Regions from separate parts of the Mus musculus genome. Here all the other regions are linked to region 2. The links are chromatin loops, found by intact Hi-C in ENCODE. Cell type or tissue: heart. All regions are shown on one strand.

Evidence for each region. Hi-C counts contacts between places; a loop is a spot of excess contacts. Peaks named below come from ENCODE experiments on the same cell type or tissue, not always from the same donor. Only the 100,000 strongest peaks of a DNase experiment are listed, where the experiment ranks them.
Region 1: a loop joins it to region 2, with 2.4 times the contacts of the local background. A loop is called at or near these places in 21 of 42 quality-filtered maps.
Region 3: a loop joins it to region 2, with 4 times the contacts of the local background. A loop is called at or near these places in 6 of 42 quality-filtered maps.
Region 4: a loop joins it to region 2, with 4 times the contacts of the local background. A loop is called at or near these places in 16 of 42 quality-filtered maps.

The regions. Positions count from the first base shown.
Region 1 is chr2:156,989,503-156,994,502 of GRCm38, reverse strand. It overlaps Ndrg3 (N-myc downstream regulated gene 3), which reads left to right and starts at 2,392. Exons shown (of 16, transcript NM_013865.2): 1 at 2,392-2,504. It also overlaps the pseudogene Gm14276. In heart, CTCF peaks have their summits at 2,277 and 3,447; a DNase peak (open chromatin) is centred at 2,372; H3K4me3 peaks cover 1,724 bases; H3K27ac peaks cover 1,734 bases.
Region 2 is chr2:156,860,802-156,865,801 of GRCm38, reverse strand. It overlaps Rab5if (RAB5 interacting factor), which reads right to left and starts at 2,680. Exons shown (of 4, transcript NM_026124.3): 1 at 2,385-2,680; 2 at 442-545. The coding sequence starts at 2,498. 5430405H02Rik (RIKEN cDNA 5430405H02 gene) reads left to right here and starts at 2,857. Exons shown (of 3, transcript NR_027914.1): 1 at 2,857-3,203. In heart, a CTCF peak has its summit at 2,834; DNase peaks (open chromatin) are centred at 1,791, 2,781 and 3,501; H3K4me3 peaks cover 3,268 bases; H3K27ac peaks cover 2,966 bases.
Region 3 is chr2:156,545,494-156,550,493 of GRCm38, reverse strand. It overlaps Aar2 (AAR2 splicing factor homolog), which reads right to left and starts at 2,918. Exons shown (of 4, transcript NM_026661.4): 1 at 2,611-2,918. In heart, no CTCF peak of the experiment used is centred here; a DNase peak (open chromatin) is centred at 2,813; H3K4me3 peaks cover 1,763 bases; H3K27ac peaks cover 1,156 bases.
Region 4 is chr2:156,807,161-156,812,160 of GRCm38, reverse strand. No RefSeq gene overlaps it. Among named protein-coding and RNA genes, the nearest start is that of Gm14230, 28 kb to the left of the region's middle. In heart, a CTCF peak has its summit at 2,493 (motif pointing left); a DNase peak (open chromatin) is centred at 2,460; H3K27ac peaks cover 483 bases.

The DNA.
Region 1 (5,000 bases), 130 kb before region 2:
CATGCTAGGTGACAGGCTGCTGTGGCTCTGTGCTGGTGCGTCTCATCCCTGCCCTCAGAGGCAATAGCAGTGTCTCTGCACTGTGCTGAAGAAGCCCCTGATGGTGGCCAATATAGATGACTGCTGCACTTCAGCCAGGGGCTGCGCTGCCAGCTTGGGCAACTCTGTCAAGGCCATCTTTGATGCCCCCTCCATGACCTACAGCTACTTGACCCCTGACCTCTGGAAAGAAACTGTTCAACAAGTCTCCTTATCAGGAATTCACTGATCACCTTGTGAAAACCCACACCAGATCTGTTCAGAGGACCCAGGCTCCAGCTGTGGCTACACATAAGTCTTTCTATACAAAAAGATAAAGTGGATTAAGTTGGTTAAATAAATAATTATGCCTCCATGTCATTATTTGGAAATTGGGGTGGTCATAGAAAAGCCCAGACAGTTAACACCTAGTTATCAAAGATAGAATGATACTGTCCAGAGTAGAACGAAGAAGGAAACCAGACAGCTTCCAAGAAAGCCTGTATTTGAGAATCAAAGATGTTATTACTGACTGTTGTTTCAAGAGCAGATAGACTTTGGAACATGTCTTCATCTCACTTTGCTCAGTCATCCTCAAAGGTGACTGTGCCTTCCTCCATTTTCTTACATCCGATCACATTTGTTTATAAGTGTTCAAACTTGAAGATGGAAAATGTGTTTGATGTCTTCAACTTAAAAATGACTAGAACGTTTAAAAAACAAAGCATGAAAACTTGGACCTCAGCACTAAAGAAGTAGAAGCTAGAGTCAGGAGTTGCAGGCTCTGGGCTACACAGCAGCTGCTAGGCCAGTGGTTTGTGTTGGCCTGTCTCAGTGGTACTGAGCTCCAAGCATGGTTTATGCTTATTCACAGCTTTATGAGAGAGGCTTTGTTTTTTGTGTCATTTATAGAACATTGGCAATGTTTCCTAATTTAGCCAGTAATATGTACTGAGGGTAAACTTGCAGTTCAGTGCTTTGTTAACAGTTAAATATAAATCATGTGGGGGCTGGTGAGATGGCTCAGTGGGTAAGAGCACCCGACTGCTCTTCCGAAGGTCCAGAGTTCAAATCCCAGCAACCACATGGTGGCTCACAACCATCTGTAACGAGATCTGACGCCCTCTTCTGGTGTGTCTGAAGACAGCTACAGTGTACTTACATGTAATAAATAAATCTTAAAAAAAAAAAAATATAAATCATGTAATAAAATGCCTTCAATACTAGTTTTGCCTTCATTCAGATTGGCTTGGGCCTGGCCTGGGTTTGTTTAATTTTACCCTTCTAGGTAGACAGTTCACTGAAGGAAGATGGCAGAAACTGATAATAGGCCAACCTACCTAATGCTACAACCCTTTAATAACATAAGTTGCTCATGTTGAGGTGAGCCCCAGACACACAATTATCTGTTGTTCCTTTATAACTAATTTGCTAGTGTTATGAATCAAATATAAATATCTGATATGTAAGCCCTGTGAAAGAGTCAGCTCCCAAAGGTATGGTGACCCTTGTGCCATAGAGGAGTGCTGTTTCCCAGCTTCTCTCATGGCTTGTTCAGCTTGCTTTGTTATCCCCTCCAGGGCCACCTACCCATAGTAGGCTGGGTGCTCCCATTATCAGTCATTACTAAGAAAATACACTACACAGTCCAATTTACTAGGGGCCTTTTCTCAACTGAGATTCTCTTCCCAAATTACTTTATTTCAAATTGACATAAAAGTTGCCAGCACATGCAGGCAACGTTTTGATTCTAGTCTGGAGAGATGACTTAGTGTTTAGATGTGCACTGTTCGTAGAGAGGACTGGAATTCATGTCTGTAATCTCCCATTTCAACATTCTGCAGCTGTCTTTAGTAGGAATCTGCTACATTTATATGAACATCACTGCCCTGCACAGATGCTCGTATATGCACAATTAACAATGAAAATCTTTAATTGTTGAGTCAATAATATGTTCAGTCGTTTTTTGTTTGTTTTGTGTGAAGTAACCAACTCTCTTGTTCTACTCAAGAAGGAAATAATATGGCTGCCATTTGTAAAAGATGGAAGAGGACTAGGAATTTGATTCCTGGAAATCGAATCCCTGAGGCTCAGGAGTGCCAGATGATCTTGAGTGTAGCTTTAAACCTTGTTAAAACAAGTATGTCATGGCCCATAAGAGCTTACTAATAATTCAACCATGAGGGAGAGGTAGGTGTGCAGAGAAAACATTTCACATCCCCTCCTGGCAGTTCTGAGCAACAGCCTCCGGGACACCGCAAGAAGAAAAACTACAGCCAAGATGGCGCTGCTAGAGACTCTGTAGGCCTGACCACCATTTTGTCTGTAGTTCCTAGCGTAAGCAGGCGCGTTGCGCATGCGTAAACCCCCGGCATCCTCAGCGCGCCTGCGCTGCGCAGCGCCCCCCCTCCTTGCTGCTGCTGCTGCTGCTGCTGCTGCTGCTGCCGCTGCTGCTGTAGATTGACGGCCCCGCGCTAGCGCTTCAGGTGAGTGAGCGCCTCTACCACAGCGGGCGGAGGGCGCGCCGCGCGGTACGCCCGCCCGGGTGTCGCTCCTCTGTGCGCTGCGGACCGATGGCCACGCGACCAGCCCCGGGTCCTCGCGGTCGGCCTTCTCTGAGCCCCCCGAGCCTATCGCGTTCAGCCCGGCCTCCCGCGCCCCTGCCGGTACCTAGTCGGCGGAGGGCAGCGTGTGACCTGTTGGGGTCCGGCGTCGCTACAGAGGTCTGCACCCTCCGTCGCTGGAACCCCCTGAGGCTGTCACCCGTTCTCCGCCTCTCACGGCGGAGCACGGAGCTCCTAGAGCTGAGCATCCACCTACCCCGTTGCCCCTCACAGCCCAGAGAGTTTTGACAGGGGCCTGGACTCGCCTTCTGTGGGTTTCTTCCCAAAGCCACAGAGGCACTCTTCTCTCCTGGGACCACAGGACCACGGTTTGTCTAAAGCCCACTTTGTAGCCAAAGAAACTGAGGCACGGAGAGGTGAAATGTCGCGTCCAAGGTCATGCAACTGACAAGTGACACGGCCAGCTCTCTTAACTCAGAGGCGGTGGGGCTTTCACAGCCAGAGCTGGTGGGGTTTGACCTTGTATCTTTAAATTTGGGGCGGTGGGGAATACACTTGTCATTTATCTAGAGTTGCTTTTAAAGGTCGTAAAAGTGGGCTACGAATAGAATTATCTTCTGGTCAGTACGGTGGAAATGCTGTTGTGATAACAATCGCGATGTTAACGTGAACTGGCTCCCTCCCAAATACTCGCTTTGTGCCAGGGATCTTGCTAAAGGTTTTATTAAGATCGGTTCACCTTTGTACCTCGCTGCTTCCCTATCCAGTGCTTTCTCCCTTCTTTTTCTCGAAGCCGTTTTTTCCCCCTGCAGAGCTCTCCTGCATGTCACAGGTAGACTTGGAGCCTCATGGCTTAAGCTGAGAGGCTCTCCCCTGTGGCTCCCTGGTAGAACACAGTAAGCCTCTCCTGCGTCAACCCCACTCCCCTCCCCCAGGGTGTCCCCCCCCCAGCCCCCCAAGGTATAATTAGCATTTCTTTTCTAGCTGTCAGGACTAGGCTGGCTGGGCTGGCTGGACTTGTGGAGGTGACAGAGCAGATTTAGCCAGTATCACCTCTTTTTGGGACTTTCTGGCTCTGCTCCAAAGCTGGTCTTGAGCATTTTCAGGCTTTAAGATAAAACGAGAAAGCGTTGACACGGTGGTGAAGAATCTAAGACACCTCCTTTGATTTGAGTTCCAAATGAACAGCTATAAAAATGTGTTGATTTTTTTTTTTTTTTTGCCCCCAAAATAACTAGCACAAACTGCCTTTTCCTCCCTTAGCAAATCCTCCTCCACACTTCAAAGGCTCCACAAAATTTTCATCTTCCCTGCTTAATTTTCCTAACTAGAATTAAATAATACATAGCAGGCTGCAGGCCCGGGTCTTATCCTCAGTAAGATCCCCCCCAACCCCACCCCCATCCCCGGCCAGGTCAGGCGCAGTCTTTGCACCCCCAAATGCCTGGGTCCTGGTTGGCCAAAAAAAAAAAAAAAAAAAAAAAAACTGAGTTCCAGCTGTTCCTTGCCGTTACTCAAAGGGTAATTAATGTTCTATTGCTATTCTGTTGGTCCTCTTGCCCTCCAGTTTCTCTTTGCTGTCCCTCCCTTTATATTTCTCTTCAGATTATCCTGTATCAGCCTTAGTCCACCCTTTTGTTTTTGAAAGTTTGCAGATGATGGTCTTGCATCTAGAAGTCTCCCCGATAGTGGAGCAGGTATATGCTTCTTTAGCCTACATGGGAGTTTTTATTTTTATGTGGCAGTAGGAGTGCCTGAGGCTTATGACATTTTAGTCTGCACTTGAAATTCATGTGAGATTCAGTTTCTCATTCTTTTACTTTGTGTGGCTTATTAGCCCAGGTGACAGCTGAGTGATCATAGTTTTTATTGTCTATCAATATGTAGTATTTGTAACATGCACGTATTAGGACTCTTTTAGAGGTCAGAGGACAATTTTGAAACAGTCAGTTCTTTTACTATGAGGATCCTAAATTGAGATCATTAGGATTGGGGGAAAGTGCCTTTACCAGCTGAGCCATTATGCCAGCTCTATATTATTATTATTATTATTATTATTATTAGCAGAGCCTTGCTTTATAGGCCAGTCTATCCTCAAACTCATGATCTTTTGACCTCAACCTCCAGGATACTAGGATTTCATGTACCACCACATCTGACTTAATAAAGTTTCTTAAAATTTTTTTTTATTTAATTATTGGTGGGACCACAGATGCTATGCTGTGCATGTGGAAATCAGAGTACAATTTTGTGGAGTCAGTTCTAACCATTCACCTTTCTATGGGTTTTGGAGACTGAATTCAGGGTTCCAGGCAAGCATCTTTCCCCACTGAAAGGCCCTAATAAAGCTTCTTTTAAAAAAATTATTATTTATTTTATGTATGTGAGTACACTGTCACTCTCTTCAGACACACCAGA
Region 2 (5,000 bases):
GCTCAAAAGAAGGCATGTTAGAGCCATGAATAAACAGACTGGCCCAGTCTTAGGACAGTACGCCAACATGAGATGCTCCCAGGCCGAGGAACTAAGAACACTGCAGCCCAGGAGTGCTAATGCTCACTTCTTTGCTTTAGTAATCAGATGCACACAGTGCCAGTCATAAAAGGAAAACAGAGCCAACCAAGCATGTTGATGCACGCCTGTAATCACCAACAGCACTTGGGAAAAGGAGGCAAAAGGAGCAGGAGTCACGGGGCAACCTGGGCTACACGAGACCCTGTGCCTTTAAAAGAATTTTTTTTTAAATAAAAAATAGAAATGAGGATCCTGAACACTGTGTCTTGCTCACAATCCTAGCGCGTATAAGAGAGCTCCTGTAAGTTCTAAGCTCCAGAGTGAGACAAAAACCACAAGACTGTGATACCCAAGACTTACCCTGCTATTCCCAAGAAGCCTCGCAAGGGCAAAACGCCCCAAATGACACCCAAAACCAGAGCGATGATCTGTCGGAACCAGTAGATCACATCTAAAAATTCATCCTATAGAAAAGACACAATGTATGCGTTATCTGGAGTGGCTGCCACAGGACAGCTACAGGTGGAGAAGCAAAAGCTTATTAAATATTTCCTACAAACTCATTAAGTAGCCCTGGAATCTGCTATGTAAACTAGGCCTTGGGTCAAGAGTACTGAACTAAAGGTGTGGTTCACAATGTCTAGCTAAGCACATGGCTCTTTTCTTTTTTTTCTAAACTTATTTTATATGTATGTTTTATCTTTTTTTTTTAAAGATTTATTGATTATATGTAAGTACACTGTAGGTGTCTTCAGACACTACAGAAGAGGGAGTCAGATCTTGTTACGGATGGTTGTGAGCCACCATGTGGTTGCTGGGATTTGAACTCCGGACCTTCGGAAGAGCAGTCAGGTGCTCTTACCCACTGAGCCATCTCACCAGCCCTGTATGTTTTATCTTAATGTATGCATGAGCACCATGTATGTGCCTGCTGCCCATGGATGCTGGAACACTGGAACTCCTCAGAACTGGAGTTACAGACCGTTGTGACTCACCATATGGGTGCTTGGATTGGAGCCCACTCTAAACTGCTGAGGCCTCTCTAGTCCCCATATGTGGTTCTTTTTTGTTGTTGTTTTCGAGGCAGGGTTTCTCTGTGTAGCTCTGGCTGTCTTGGAATTCACTCTGTAGACCAGGCTGGCCTGCAACTCAGGGATTCCCCGACCTCTGCCTCCCAGTGCACTACCACCACCACCTTGCTCCATATGTGGTTCTTCTGTCATTCCTTCTACTAAAGTGTGATGGGAAACAATATATTTAGACTATTAAGTGACTAATTCCAGAGCCTGTTCTCTACCATATTTTAGAGAAGTCGTTACTTCTTTAAAAGAAGCTGCGTAAATAGAAGTTTGTTTTGAAGTGACAATGGGCACTGTGCTCCTGGCCACAGATAACCCTTGGCTGGCCAGCTAAGTTCTAGAGAGTCTCCAGGAAGAAAAACTATTAACTTCAGTTCCCACCCTTCCTGTACAGCGACTTTTGAGAAAGCCAGAGTTAGGAAAGTGTGGTGGTGGAGAAGTGTGTGCTTAGGCCTGTGCCAGCTCATCTAAGTTTCACCCAACAAAGAGCACTCAGGTTTGTGAACTGCCCTGGACTCCAGACACCAGTCCTTGGACCGGGGAAGATAAAAAATATGACACAGCAGTTCACAAAGACGACAGGTTTTGCAAGAGCTGGGCAGGGCTGGGGGCAGGCCAAGGGCACCTTCAGGAAGTACTCCCCCCCTCCATGGCGGAACTGAAGGGAGGGAAGCCCAATTTCAACAGTCCAAACAACGGAAGGAGTCCAAATATAGCATTCTTTTCAAACCATCTAGAATCGGGCTGAATGGTGACAGGCTTGAAGATCACAGAATGGAGCAATGATAGGAGGCGTCCAGGCTCAGATCCTCTGGAGATGACCAGCGAGTGCATCTTTAAGTCCCCAACCTCTTCTAACCCATGTCTAGCGACTTTCTTACTAACTCACACCCTCTTAAGGTGGTCTTAGAACCGGCTCTCGAATCTTAAAGCTCACAGGGCATGTCTTCTTTCTCATCTAAGCGAGCAAGGACAGAGCCACCCCTCGCAATGTGCAAAGTAAACGCACTTCAGGGATTCCGCACCCGGCACGTGCGCAGTCTTCAGAAGCGCTAACTACTCCGGATCCTGCGGAGCAAACGGCGGGGGATAGCAGGGGCTCCGCTCGCTCCACTACGCGCCGGCCCCCTTGGCACCCCGCTCCCTGCTCCCATGGCCGCGCCCGGCCGATTGGCCGGGGCGAGGGAGACCCGGGCCCGTCCTCCCTCGCCGGGCCTTCTGCACCTTGTCGTCCCAGGCCGCGTCGCTCCGCAGCACCTTGCTCCACACGGACACCTTGAGGGCCCCGTTGGCCAGCTGCGGCTGAGGCGGCTCCTCCTTCCGCCGCCCGCCGCTCATCCTCCCGTCGCGCCGCCCGAGCCGGGCGTGGGGCGCGCGGGCCAAGCCGAAGGGAGTCGGGGTCTGGGACCGCGGGACTCGGCGCGCGGGGCGGCAGCGGTAGTCCGGGCAGCGAGGGACAGTGGCCCGCCGAGGCTCTGCTCGCTCTGCCCAGCGGCCGGCTCGCTAAGCTCCACGGAGCAGGCGCCGCCGAGGGAGGGGCGGGGCCCTGATGACGTGCGCACGCAGCCAATCGGCGGCCACGCGGCGGTCGGCTCCGAAGCTCGGCGACGCCTCGACGCGAGCGTCCCCTCCGGTGGGCGGAAGTGACAGAAGCTTCCGGCGGACGCCAGGGGACGGTGAGCGAGAAGGGACAAGTGCGGCCCGGAGGCGATCTGTGCGCGAGGAGGCGCTGTGAAGACTGAGGCACAGCCCCTCCGAGGAAAGCCGAGATTGTACGTTTCCTTGCCGGCTGAGCCGCGGCTCGTCCCCCGGAGCGACACAAAGAAGAAGTGGCCTTGCATCCTGCTCCGCCTCCCGAGCCGGGTCCTTGGTCCCCGGAAGCCCTGGGCTGCCCCACTGGAGTTACCTTCTGTGCGTTCTCTCCTAAACCTACACGTTATTCACGACTTTGTTCATGACTATGGAAAACAAAACAAAAACAAAAACCAAACCAAAGTTCCCTCGCCTGGCGATGGTGCAAGCCTGTCTACCTGCTGGAGGATGGTAAGTCCCCGGTCACGACAACCTGTCTCAACGGGAAAAAAAACAATTCTGTGAACCCTAACGTCTCCTCTTGCTCAGCGTTCTCTTCTGAGATCCGAATGTGAAGCTGAGATCCCAAGAGAGAAATTCTTTCCTAAGGATGAGGCAAGTTGAAACCAGGGGAGAACCCCACTAGGGGGAATAGAAAAGTAGTAGGTGTCGGGCTAGCTACCCCGTCCTCACTGTGTGTTGTTAGCACTTCCCAGGATGTGTTTTGAAAGGACAGAAGGAGCAGCACCCCCTGCGAACTTGTACAAAGACACGTTGTGGTGTACACTGTGACTCGTCTGCAGTCCAAACCCGGGGAGGAATGTTAGGCTGGCCTGGCTACATTCCAAGATCCCGTGCCCCGTCTGACCTGGGTTACACAGCGAAGCTGGTCTAGCATACAGAGTGAGAGATGCTGCCTCAAACAGACAAATGAGCAAAATCAGTCCCATCCTCCAGATGGTGCCACACAGGATGTGCTATGCTAAGGGATATCACTAAAAAACAAAAGAAAAGAAAAACCCCCCAAGAATTGTTTATTATGTATACATCGTTCTGGCTGCATGTTTGCCTGCAGGCCAGAAGAGAGGTTACCAGATCACATTATAGATGGTTATGAGCTACCATGTGGTTGCTGGGAATTGAACTTAGAACCTCTGGAGGAGCAGCTAGTGTTCTTAATCTATGAGCCATCTCTCCAGCCCGGAACATCACTTTTATGCAGTGAGTTTATAAAGGCAAAGTAATTTGCCTGGAATCATTGAGTTAGTAGTTGGGTTTATTTTACTCTAAATCCGAGTTCTTTTCTTTTTAAAAATAATTATTTCATTCCATAGTATGGGTGTTTTGCCTGCAGTGTGTGTGTGTGTGTGTGTGTGTCTGTGTGTGCACCACTTTGTGTGCCTGCTGCCTAAGAGGGCGACATATCTCCTACAGATAGTTGGGCGCAGTCATTCAGGTGCTTGGAATTGATTTCTTTTTTAAAAGTTTATTTTATATGTGTGTGTATATATATATATATATGTGTGTGTGTGTGTGTGTGTGTGTGTATACACAAATATATATGTGTATATATATATACACACACACACACACACACATATGTACATATATATGCTGTTGCTGTCTTCAGACACACAGGAAGAGGGCATTGAATCCCATTACATATGGTTATGAGCCATGATGTGGGTGCTGGGAATTGAACTCAGGACCTCTGAAAGAGCAATCAGTGCTCTTAATTCTGTCCAGCCCGGAACTGAATTCCTAAGCCAGAATTCGTAAGCACTGTGCCATCTCTCTCCAGTCGTGTGTGTGTGTGTGTGTGTGTGTTCCTAAGCCAGAATTCGTAAGCACTGTGCCATCTCTCTCCAGTCGTGTGTGTGTGTGTGTGTGTGTGTGTGTGTGTGTGTGTGTGTGTGTGTGTGTGTGTGTGTGTGTGTGTGTGTGTGTGTGTGGTGTGTGTGTGTGTGTGTGTGTGTGTGTGTGTGTGTGTGTGTGTGTGTGTGAAATAGGATCTCACTATAGAGCCCTTGGCTGGCCTGGAGTTTGCTATATAGGCCAGGTTGATCTGAAACTTACACAGTTTCAGCTGTGTCTCCTTCCTCAGGGTACTGAGATTAAAAGCAGGCCTCACCATGCCAGCCTGTGTATGCTCTTAAAAAGTTATCTTGCCAAGTGTGGTTCCAGCATCAGACTGAAGAAGCAGGTGAATCTCTGTGAGTTTAAGGTCAGGCTGATCTACACAGCGAGTTCCGAGACAGCCAGGACTAC
Region 3 (5,000 bases), 320 kb after region 2:
GAAAATCAGAATCAAAGAGATTTGGGGGTTTTGATTTAAGGATCAAGAGTCTTCATTCCACCACTCCAGGGGCACCACTTAAAGACAGGTGGTCACACAGTACCAAAATAAAACCTGCCTGCTGGTACTGCAGGCTTGTGTCCACTGCCCATCAGATGTCCCTCTTTCAACAGCAGTGGAAGGTAGAAACGGCTCAAATGGCTCATTTTAAATTAGAAGAATGCAAAAGTCGCCTTAAGCTACAATTCTACCTAAAACCTGCTACTGGAGAGTACCATAAGATGACCAAATCAAACTGGCTACCTAATTTTCCATGAGCATCTAAAATTAACAAAAAGTCTGAGGAGCGAAGGAGAGTTTTTCAAACTCCCTTCTTTCACTCATCAAAAGCCTAGTTGGAAATGAGGGAAAGCAAAGGGCTGGGCTCTTAGTTTAAAACAACTTGCCAGGGTGCAGTGCTACATGCCTGTATTCCCAACCCTTGATCTGGAGTTCAAAATCACCCTTGATTGCTAGAGACGGTCTTCTCAGAAATCAACAATGAAACCAAGCGGCTGGTGAGAACGCGGTTCATCAGGTGCAGTGCTTGTCCATTATACACAAAGGATCCTTGGAACCACAAAAACGATTACAAAAAAAATTCTGTGATAGACAAAGACAGAGGCACAGGATCAGACACTAAAGTCATTCTCAGTACACAGTGAACCGGAGGCCAGCCTGGGACACATACACAAGACACTGTCTTAAAAACAAGCAAACAATCACAAAACAAAAGCACTGAAAGTCCAGGGATCAAACAACTTCCCCAGAGTCACAATCCCGCCAGAGACTGACATGGCAGGTCTACAGTGAGTGCTTGAGGAGAGGCTTGGATTCTTTATCTTATCCACATTTAAATTCCCTATAAAGACACTTTGATTAAAAGCAAAGGGGTTGAGGGTGCTGGCAAATGCTCAGTGAGTAGAGGCACCTGCCTTGTAAGCCTGACAACCTCACTTCGATGGCCAGAGCCCACTCAAGGGTGGAAGGAGAAAAGAGAGCACACAAAGCTGTCTAACCTTCACATGTTTGCCCCAGCATATGACCCACCACCCCATCATGCACTCACATGCACTCGATGCTAAAAACAACTGTGTAGCAGACACTGTCGTCTCTGCAGTATCTGTAAGAATGTTTTCAGCAAGAACCAATCAATGCAAGCCAATCAAGTACTTCAACTTTTACTGAACTGAGTACTAAGTCACTTACTCATCCTACTGACAAAACACTCAGATTACAGGCACTACCCAGGATCTTTACTGGGCCCCAAAAGAAATATCCACAGAATAAGACTACTGAAAACCAGATATTTGTATTTTACACAGAAGTGGCCTCAAAATACACAAGCAGAAAAATCGAGTGCTGCTTGATGTTTACTCTTTTATTTAAAACAAACAAAAAATCCTTTTACAAAAAAATATTAGGAGCACACTTCATTGTCTTTACCTAAAAAAACAGGAGAAAAGACTCTAAATTAGCACTCTTTTTCAAACTGCAAGATGTATCTTGAGTTAAGAAATCATTTTTAGCCGGGCGGTGGTGGCGCACGCCTTTAATCCCAGCACTTGGGAGGCAGAGGCAGGAGGATTTCTGAGTTCGAGGCCCAGCCTGGTCTACAAAGTGAGTTCCAGGACAGTCAGGGCTACACAGGGAAACCCTGTCTCGAAAAAACAAAACAAAACAAAACGAAAGAAAGAAAGAAAGAAAGAAGGAAGGAAATCATTTTTAGACAGAAAGCTATCTGAAATAATGAGAAAAGTTACACAGAAGCCAGAAGAGGATGCTGAATTCCCTGACACTGGAGTTAGAGGTGGGTTTAGCACCATGGCGCCCTTAGGAACTGAGTCCAGGTCCCCTGGAAGAGCAGACAAGTCTCTTAACCACCAAGTCATCTCTCCAGCACCAAGAAGAGAACTTTTAAGCTATTGGAATGCCACAAGTAACAAGGATAGGAATGGTTCCAAGAAGACATGTGCTTGTATATACATGTGATCACAGCATAAAAGTCTTGTGACTGTAGTTCACAGTAAAAAAAAAAAAAAGTCTGAAACACAAACGAATACTCTTCACAAGCCTGCAATACAGAGACAACTCCTCAGCGTATTCACCGCCTTCCAAGAGTGGAGAGTACTTGGTCCTCAATGCGTTCTCTATCTGGCTTTAGGGAATGGCCCGAAAACGCTGCATGAATTTCCCTGGGCAACTCTTCAGCTAATTTAATACCACCCCAATCCGAAGGATTGTTCTAACCACACTGGCTTCTTTCTTACCCTCACACCAGAGAAAACTCTACCCATAGCACTTGGTCACACAATTATTTTTCTTTTTTTAATCTTAGTAAAGCCTCCTCGACCCGGGACTAAGTCAAATGTTGGTGATGACACTCTGGCTACCCTGTTGCCGTTCAGTTCCAGGGACAGGTGTGTAACTTTGTGTACTTGGTTGAAGACTGTCATGCCCACAAGACTCGAGTCCCTGATGCCTAGCATACACACGAAGCTTAATTTTTTTTTTTTAACTTACGATAATATGCACTTTAAATAAAGCCAGGAAGCCGGGTAGGTGACTTACCGGAAGCCACGCAGATCCAGCTCGAGTGAGTCTCGTTCTCTGGTTACAGTTAAAGGGGTGTGGGGGGAAGTTCCTTCGGGAGCCCCAGAGACCCTGACCACGGTGTCCTCAGGGACGGGTTCTCAGGAAGAAAGGCCTCCTCAGACACCAGCTCACAAAGCCAGACTCCGCCAGCGCGATTCTGAGACAAGAAGCGAGGTGGCCCGACCACACACAAGGAAACCGGAGGCCGAAAGGCGCACCGAGGGCCGACACTCACCGTAGCACCTCAAGCTCCGGTTCCGCGGAAACGGGACGGAAGTTCGGCTGCTTTGGTGCCGGATAGGTGCTACGGAAAAAGTAGTCCGGCGGAGCCCCGAGTCTCAGAAGAAATGGCCCGTGCTTCCAGGTTCCTCACGATAAGCACTTCATTTTCTTCTTACTGTTTCGTTTTACTTCCCGAATTATAAATAACGACTTTAATTAAACTATCCACTTTATATCCCCGTCCAGAAACATACTCACCATCCACAGTCCTTTTGGTCTCAAGCAGACACGGGCTGGCCAAAGCATGGTTCAGGTGTTGGCACACAGTAGCCACAGACTGGCTCAGTCATGGTTGGTCCTCTTTAGCCACATTTCCTATGCCGGTCACCATGTCAAAAGTTCCCTATTATCTCCAAGTCCCGGCTTCCAGACACATTCATCCCTAGTTTCAGAACCAAGGCTGTTGCCTGAAGGGAGAACCAGTCCCTTCAAACGCAAACACAGCAGTTCCTCTGGAAATGACCACCCAGTGTTTTCCAGGCCTTACAGAATACAGCAGTCAAGCTATAAATGTGCACTGAGTGAGGAAACCTGACTGTCTTTTTCTTCTCTATTTCCTTAGAACCTAGCACATAGCCCTCATAAATGTACTGTGTATTTAATAACAAATCAAATGATGTGTATAGTAAATGACTATCCATAGGCCTTGCTGTATTAGTCAGGGTTCTCTAGAGTCACAAAACTTATGGGTAGTCTCTATATAGTAAGGGAATTTGTTGATGACTTACAGTCTGTAGTCCAGCTCTCCAACAATGGTGAGCAGCAGCTGTGAATGGAAATCCAAGGATCTAGCAGTTGCTCAGTCCCACAAGGCAAGCAGGTGAACAAGAGAGAGAGAGAATCTTCCTTCTTCCAATGTCCTTATGTAGGTCTCCAGCAGAAAGTGTGTGCCCAGATTAAAGGTGTGTGCCATCACACCTGGATCTGGAACTTGCTTTGTCCCACATGACTTTAAACTCAGAGATCTCCCCTGTCTTAATCTTCTCGGATTCATAACCACTATGCCTCAAGATTTCCATGCCATTATCCAGGTCAGACACTTGCATCTCCCAGCCTCCAGATTAGGGTCACTGTGAGCCTACCAATTCTGGATTGTAGTTCATTCCGGATATAGTCAAGTTGACAACCAGGAAGAGCCAGTACACTAACCTTGTGCTCAGTGGTTCTGTACATCAGAACTCCACCATGAGCCAGAGCTACTGGGAGATACATAGATACTACTTCTAATCTCCTCACTAACCATAGCCAAGATGTGACCCTCCTCTAATCTTGTACTGCCAACTTTCCCGACCTGATTGTAAGCTTGTTTATCTATAAAGGCAGGATTCTCAAAGGCCTTCAGTCTCTTCTTCGGGTGACTTTACCAAGACTGGCTGTAGCTACAATGGCTGACAGAGCAGAAGACAAATAACCTCCAACTTCACTATTGCCCACCTGCCTCTTAAGTGGCCTTCCTACAGCACTGATGGTTGTCAATGGAGAGAAACCATAAAAGCATGCCCAAATTCCTGGAAAAGCCTTGCTATTCCCAGAAAGGACGGGAGTCCCTCTGCCCCCTTTACTGGCTATTGATTGATTGCATCATACCTGCATATCTATAAGCCCGGGTTGGTAAAGGGCTTGATCTGAGTTTAATCTCCCATCTCTGTTCCTATCCCTTGCTGATAGATATGTCCTCCATCTTTTTACTGGTGCTACAATTCTGGGAGAAGAATGACCAAGTATAGGGATAAAGACTTGGCAATTAGGATTCTCAATTTACAAAAGAGGAAACTGAGCTTCACAGAGGCACCACAAACCCCAAGAGTACAAACAAACAAACAAACAAACAAACAAACAAACAAACAAACCATGTGATCTAAAAGCAGCTGGAGTTCTAGCCCCTGTGCTGCTGCTTCTTGTGTGTCATTGTTCCCCAGCGACAGCTGACCACATCAATCTGCCCCACTCACAACTTCACAATTCATGTTTTAGGGGGCTGCAGACTAGGCTAGACAGGGCAATCATAGTTAATCACAGTGGGCTGCCACAGGTTAGCCAGAGGTGAGTCAGGCAGTCAATCTCAACCTTCCCTATCAGTTCCA
Region 4 (5,000 bases), 54 kb after region 2:
AACAAAACACGGTGGTGGTGGTGGTGGTGGTGGTGGTGGTGGTGGGGAGATCTCTCAGGAGGTGAGAGTGCTGGTTTGGCTGCTCTTCCAGGGACCCAGATTATATTCTCAGCACCCACGTGGTGGCTCACAACCTATAGCTATTTCAAGGGGTCTGAAGCTCCCATCTGGCCTCCTCAATTACCATGCACCCATGGGGTACACAGTCATAGAGACAGGCAAAGCACCTACACACACACAGTAATAAAAAACAACAAAGATTAAAAAAAAAAAAAAAAGAAGTAAGAAAACTCCTTAGGGAAAACATTAAGCCTTGCAGTTCCAGCCCTGGCTTCCAGGGTTCAGGAATTCACACTGCATACCCCAGGGTTTTCCATGTCCAGTATCCGACTTCCTTTTGAGTCAGCACTGCTTGCTGCTTGCAGCTTGTCCTGCAACACTGCTCACTCCCGGCCAGTATTGCCTTCCTGGGCTCCCGTTGCATCTTTAGCTGCACTCATACTTTGCTCTCTTTGTGGCCGCTGGCAGTAATTGGGCCATCTTGGAGCACAGCCTCGCTGTCCTCTGTGTACCCAGGTAGCTGACTAAGCTTGGGGACAGGACTCCTGCCACCTGTGTAAGTGCCCCTGGGCAGAGGTCTTTCTTCTCAAGGGACAGTCAAATGTGCTTCCTCTTTGCATGGCTTTGAGCCTGCCTTGATTGGGCTTTTGCCAGTTCCTGAGATGCCCTCAAGGCATCCTTTTCTCATTTTTATTAGCATTTATTAATTGTACAAAGTAATGGGTCTCATTATGACATTTTATACATGTGTATAATAGTCTGTGGTCATCTTCCATCCCTTATTATCATATTCTGGTCCCCCAAGGCATCTTTTCTATTGCCTTGGTGCAAAGCACTTGACTTTTTTTTTTTTTTTTTAATGGCAGGGTTTCTCTGTGTATCCCTGGCTGTCTTGGAACTCACTCTGAAGACCATGCTAGCCTCAAACTCAGAGATCCACCAGTTTCTGCCTACTGAGTGCTAGGATTAAAGGTGCGTGCCACCACGGCCCAACATACGTGATCTCTTTTTACAATAAAATATGTATTATTACTTTATTAGTATGAGTGTTTTGCTTGTGTGTATGTCTGTGTACTACAGTTCTGCCTGGTGCCTGTGGAGGCCAGAAGAGAGCACTGGAGTCTCTCTTCACTGAAGTGAAGTCACTGAAGTGGTTGTGAGCTGGGGATTGGACTTGAGTCCTCTGGAGAGCAGCCAGTGCTCTTAGCTGGAACCATCTCTTCAAACTTGGCTTCCTTGTAACACTCCACCATCAGTCAGTCCTTGCCCCAACTTACACAGGTGTTTCTGACTAAATGACGTGTGTGTGTGTGTGTGTGTGTGTGTGTGTGTGTGTGCGCGCGCGCGCGCGCACCTGTTCTGCTCTTTTTGTTCCTTTTTTTTTTTTATGTATATGAGTACACCATTACTCTCTGTAGGCACACCAGGAGAGGGCATCAGATCCCATTACAGATGGTTGTGAGCCACCATGTTGTTGCTGGGAATTGAAGTCAGGACCTCTGGAAGAGCAGTCGGTGCTCTTAACCGCTGAGCCATCTCTCTAGCTCCTTTGTTCCTTATTCTTACTGTAGACCTGGGTGACAACAGCTAACAGTGCTGCTACAGCCAGAATGCTGGGTTGACTTGAAATATTCATCAGATTCAGCCCCTTACCTTCGAACTCAGCCTCCTACAAAGTCTCAGCGCGGGGACAAATGTCGGACGCCTGCAGCATTGTCTGGCTTCCCTGGCTCTCCACTTCAGCTTTCTCACGTTCTCACCTCAAATCTGTTCGGAAGGTTTCTGGCCCACGTGATCAGATCTTCGAGTAGTGTGTTTGCTGCGTCTTAACGTCTGTCATTCTGTTAGTTACACTTGGTGTCACTTTGCCAAAGTACTTGACGTGAACAGCTCAGGAAGGGAAAGACGCGTTTATGTACAGGATGCCGCAGATCTCAATTCATAGGCCCCAGCTCTGATTCCCCAGCGCCTTGGGGAAAAGGAACTGGTACGTGAGGGTGGGGGCGGGGGGGGGGGGGCATGTGGCAGACTCTCACCTCCTGTCAGACTCTGGGCCAGGAGAATTTCTGATGGGATGCTAGGAGCCCTTGCTAAACGAACTGGGTAGGGGTCCTGGTTAGAAGGAGGGCCAAGTGGAGGCCTCAGACGCCATTCTCAAGCATCTGGGCTGAGTGGGGAAGTTTGGTCAGGCACAAGGGCCTTGGGAGGAAGCCTGACTTCCTCCCTCAACCTCTGCAGATGCCATCTTCTCCCAGAACCCTCAGTGGTTATTGGGTTCTTGAGGGTTCCTTCGGCCTGTGGCCACTGGGGCCTTAGATAGCATCCTGGCTTTTTAGATAGACCACAAGTTCTGAAGAGGAAGCAACATCCCAGCTGGGAATTCTGGGACCTAGGTCTCCAGTTTATGCAGTGTCCTTGGGTGGCCCCTAGTGGCAAGATATGGTAACACTTTGTGTTTTTGAGGCAGGGTCTCATGTAGCCCTGGCTGTCTTTGAACTCTTTCTTGCTCCTCTCAGGTACTGGGATTAAAGGTGTCTTCCTCCACGTCCTGCTTAGCTGAATTGAATGCGTCTCCATTCGCCAGCAAATCCAGTATGTACTTGTGCACCAGATGTCTTAATTAGGTTTTACTGCTGTGAACAGACACCATGACCAAGGCAACTCTTATAAGGACAACATTTAATTGGGACTGCCTTATAGGTTCAGAGGTTCAGTCCAGTATCATCATGGTGGGAATATGGCAGCATCCAGACAGGTGGAGGCAGAGCTGAGAGTTCTACATCTTCATCTGAAGGCAGCTAGTGGAAGATTGACTTCTAGGAAGCTAGGACAAGGGTCTTAAAGCCCAAGCCCACAGTGACACACTTACTCCAACAAGGCCACACCTCTAAATAGTGCCACTCCCTGGGCTAAGCACATACAAACCATCACAGCAGGTTTTGTCGATACCTTTACTTTTTTTTTAATTACTTTATTTTAAATTAAGTGCGCATGTGTGGGTCTGTGCACATGCTGCCAGTGCCTTTGGAGGGTAGAGGAGGCAGCTGCTCCTGGGGCTGGAGTTAGAGGAATTGTGAGTGGCTCAATGTGTATGGGAGATGGGACTCGGATTCTGGTCTCTTCATTCTGGTCCTCTTCAATAGTAGTGTGTTCTCTCAACTGTTGAGCCATCTCTCCAGCCTTCTGATGCATTGCCTTTTATTTATTTTATTTTAATGGGTATGGATGGCTTGTCTGCTTGCACATCTATGCCCCACATGTGTGCCTGCTGCCTCAGAGGCCACAAAGAGGGCATCAGATTTCCCTGGAACTGGAGTTGCAGACAGTCATCAGTGCTACAAATTGAGCTCAGCTCCCGGAGGCACAGCCAGTGCTCTGACCGCTGAACCATCTCTCCAGCCCTGATACATTTACTGTGGATGCAAGCCCTAGATGGATATTCTTTCATGATTGCTTGCTTTGTTTATTTTTGGAGGTGAGGGTCTCACTTTGTAGCCCCAATCTGCCTGCCTCTACCCACTGAGTGCTGGGACCAAAGGTGTGCACCGCGCAGGCCCCGTGCGATGGCTGTTCCTGCCATCAACTTGATGTAACCGGAAAGAATACACCTCAGCTGAGGAAATGGCTCAATCATATGGGTCTGGGCAGACCTGTATGGCATTTTCTTGACGCTTGACTGACGCAGGAGGGTCTAGCCCGGTGTGAGTGTAAGCATGGAATAAGCATGCGTTCCTCCATGGCCTCTGCTTGGGTTCCTGCTCCAGGCTCCTACCTCAGCTTGCCTCTGTGACTGACTGCAACCTGTAAGTCAGATGATGACTCTCCTCTTCCCAAGTTTGCTTTGGTTAGTGTTTTATCCCAGCTCCAGAAAGCACACGAGGACATCTTGGTACTTTGCCTTTACTCCATGAGGTTTATCAGGATTTGCTTTCAACTGTATGCATGTGCATGTCCATGTATACATGTGTGTGTATACACACACACATACATATACACATATACATTTATACACACACATACACATATACATATATACACACACACACGTATATATATATATCTCCATATATACATATATATGGAGAGAAAGAGAGAGAGAGAGAGACTTATTTTGAGATGTGTACTGGATCTCATTGTGTAGCACAGGCTGGCATCCGTTGCTGGGATTACTGTTGTACCCGACCATGCCCAGCTTAATCTCCTAGATTGGATGCAGCTTCGCAGCTTCGGTGGTTTAGAATTATCTGAATTGGGGGCTGGAGAGATGGCTCAGAGGTTAAGAACACTGACTGCTCCTCCAGAGGTCCTGAGTTCAATTCCCAGCAACTACATGGTGGCTCACAACCATCTGTAATGGGATCCAAAGCCCTCTTCTGGTGTGTCTGAGGACAGCTACAGTGTACTCATATACCTAAAATAAATAATTCAAAAAAATAAAAAGAATTGTCTGAATTGAATTAAGCAAACTAATTTCTCTTATAAACCTATGGTCAACACTTTATAAACCCATTTAGTTTTGTTGTGTTTTGAGACAGAGCCTTTTTTTTTAAAGATTTATTTACTATTATACATAAGTACGCTGTAGCTGTCTTCAGAGATACCAGAAGAGGGCATCAGATCTTATTATGGGTGGTTTCGAGCCACCACATGGCTGCTGGGATTTGAATTCAGGTCCTCTGGAAAAAGCAGTCAGTGCTCTTACCCACCAAGCCATCTCGCCAGCCGGCCGAGACAGAGTCTTAACGATTGGCCTAGAACTCAAAGAGACCCACCTGCCTTTGCCTCCTGGGTGCTGGGGTTGAATGTGCACCACCACAGCCGGCTCCTCTCAGTATTGATAACAACTGTTCGAGGTACAGGGTGATATCTTGGGTTTATAGATGAAAGCTGAGCCTCACAAAGGCTAACTAACTTGCCCAAGACCAGTGGAGTGGCTCCGT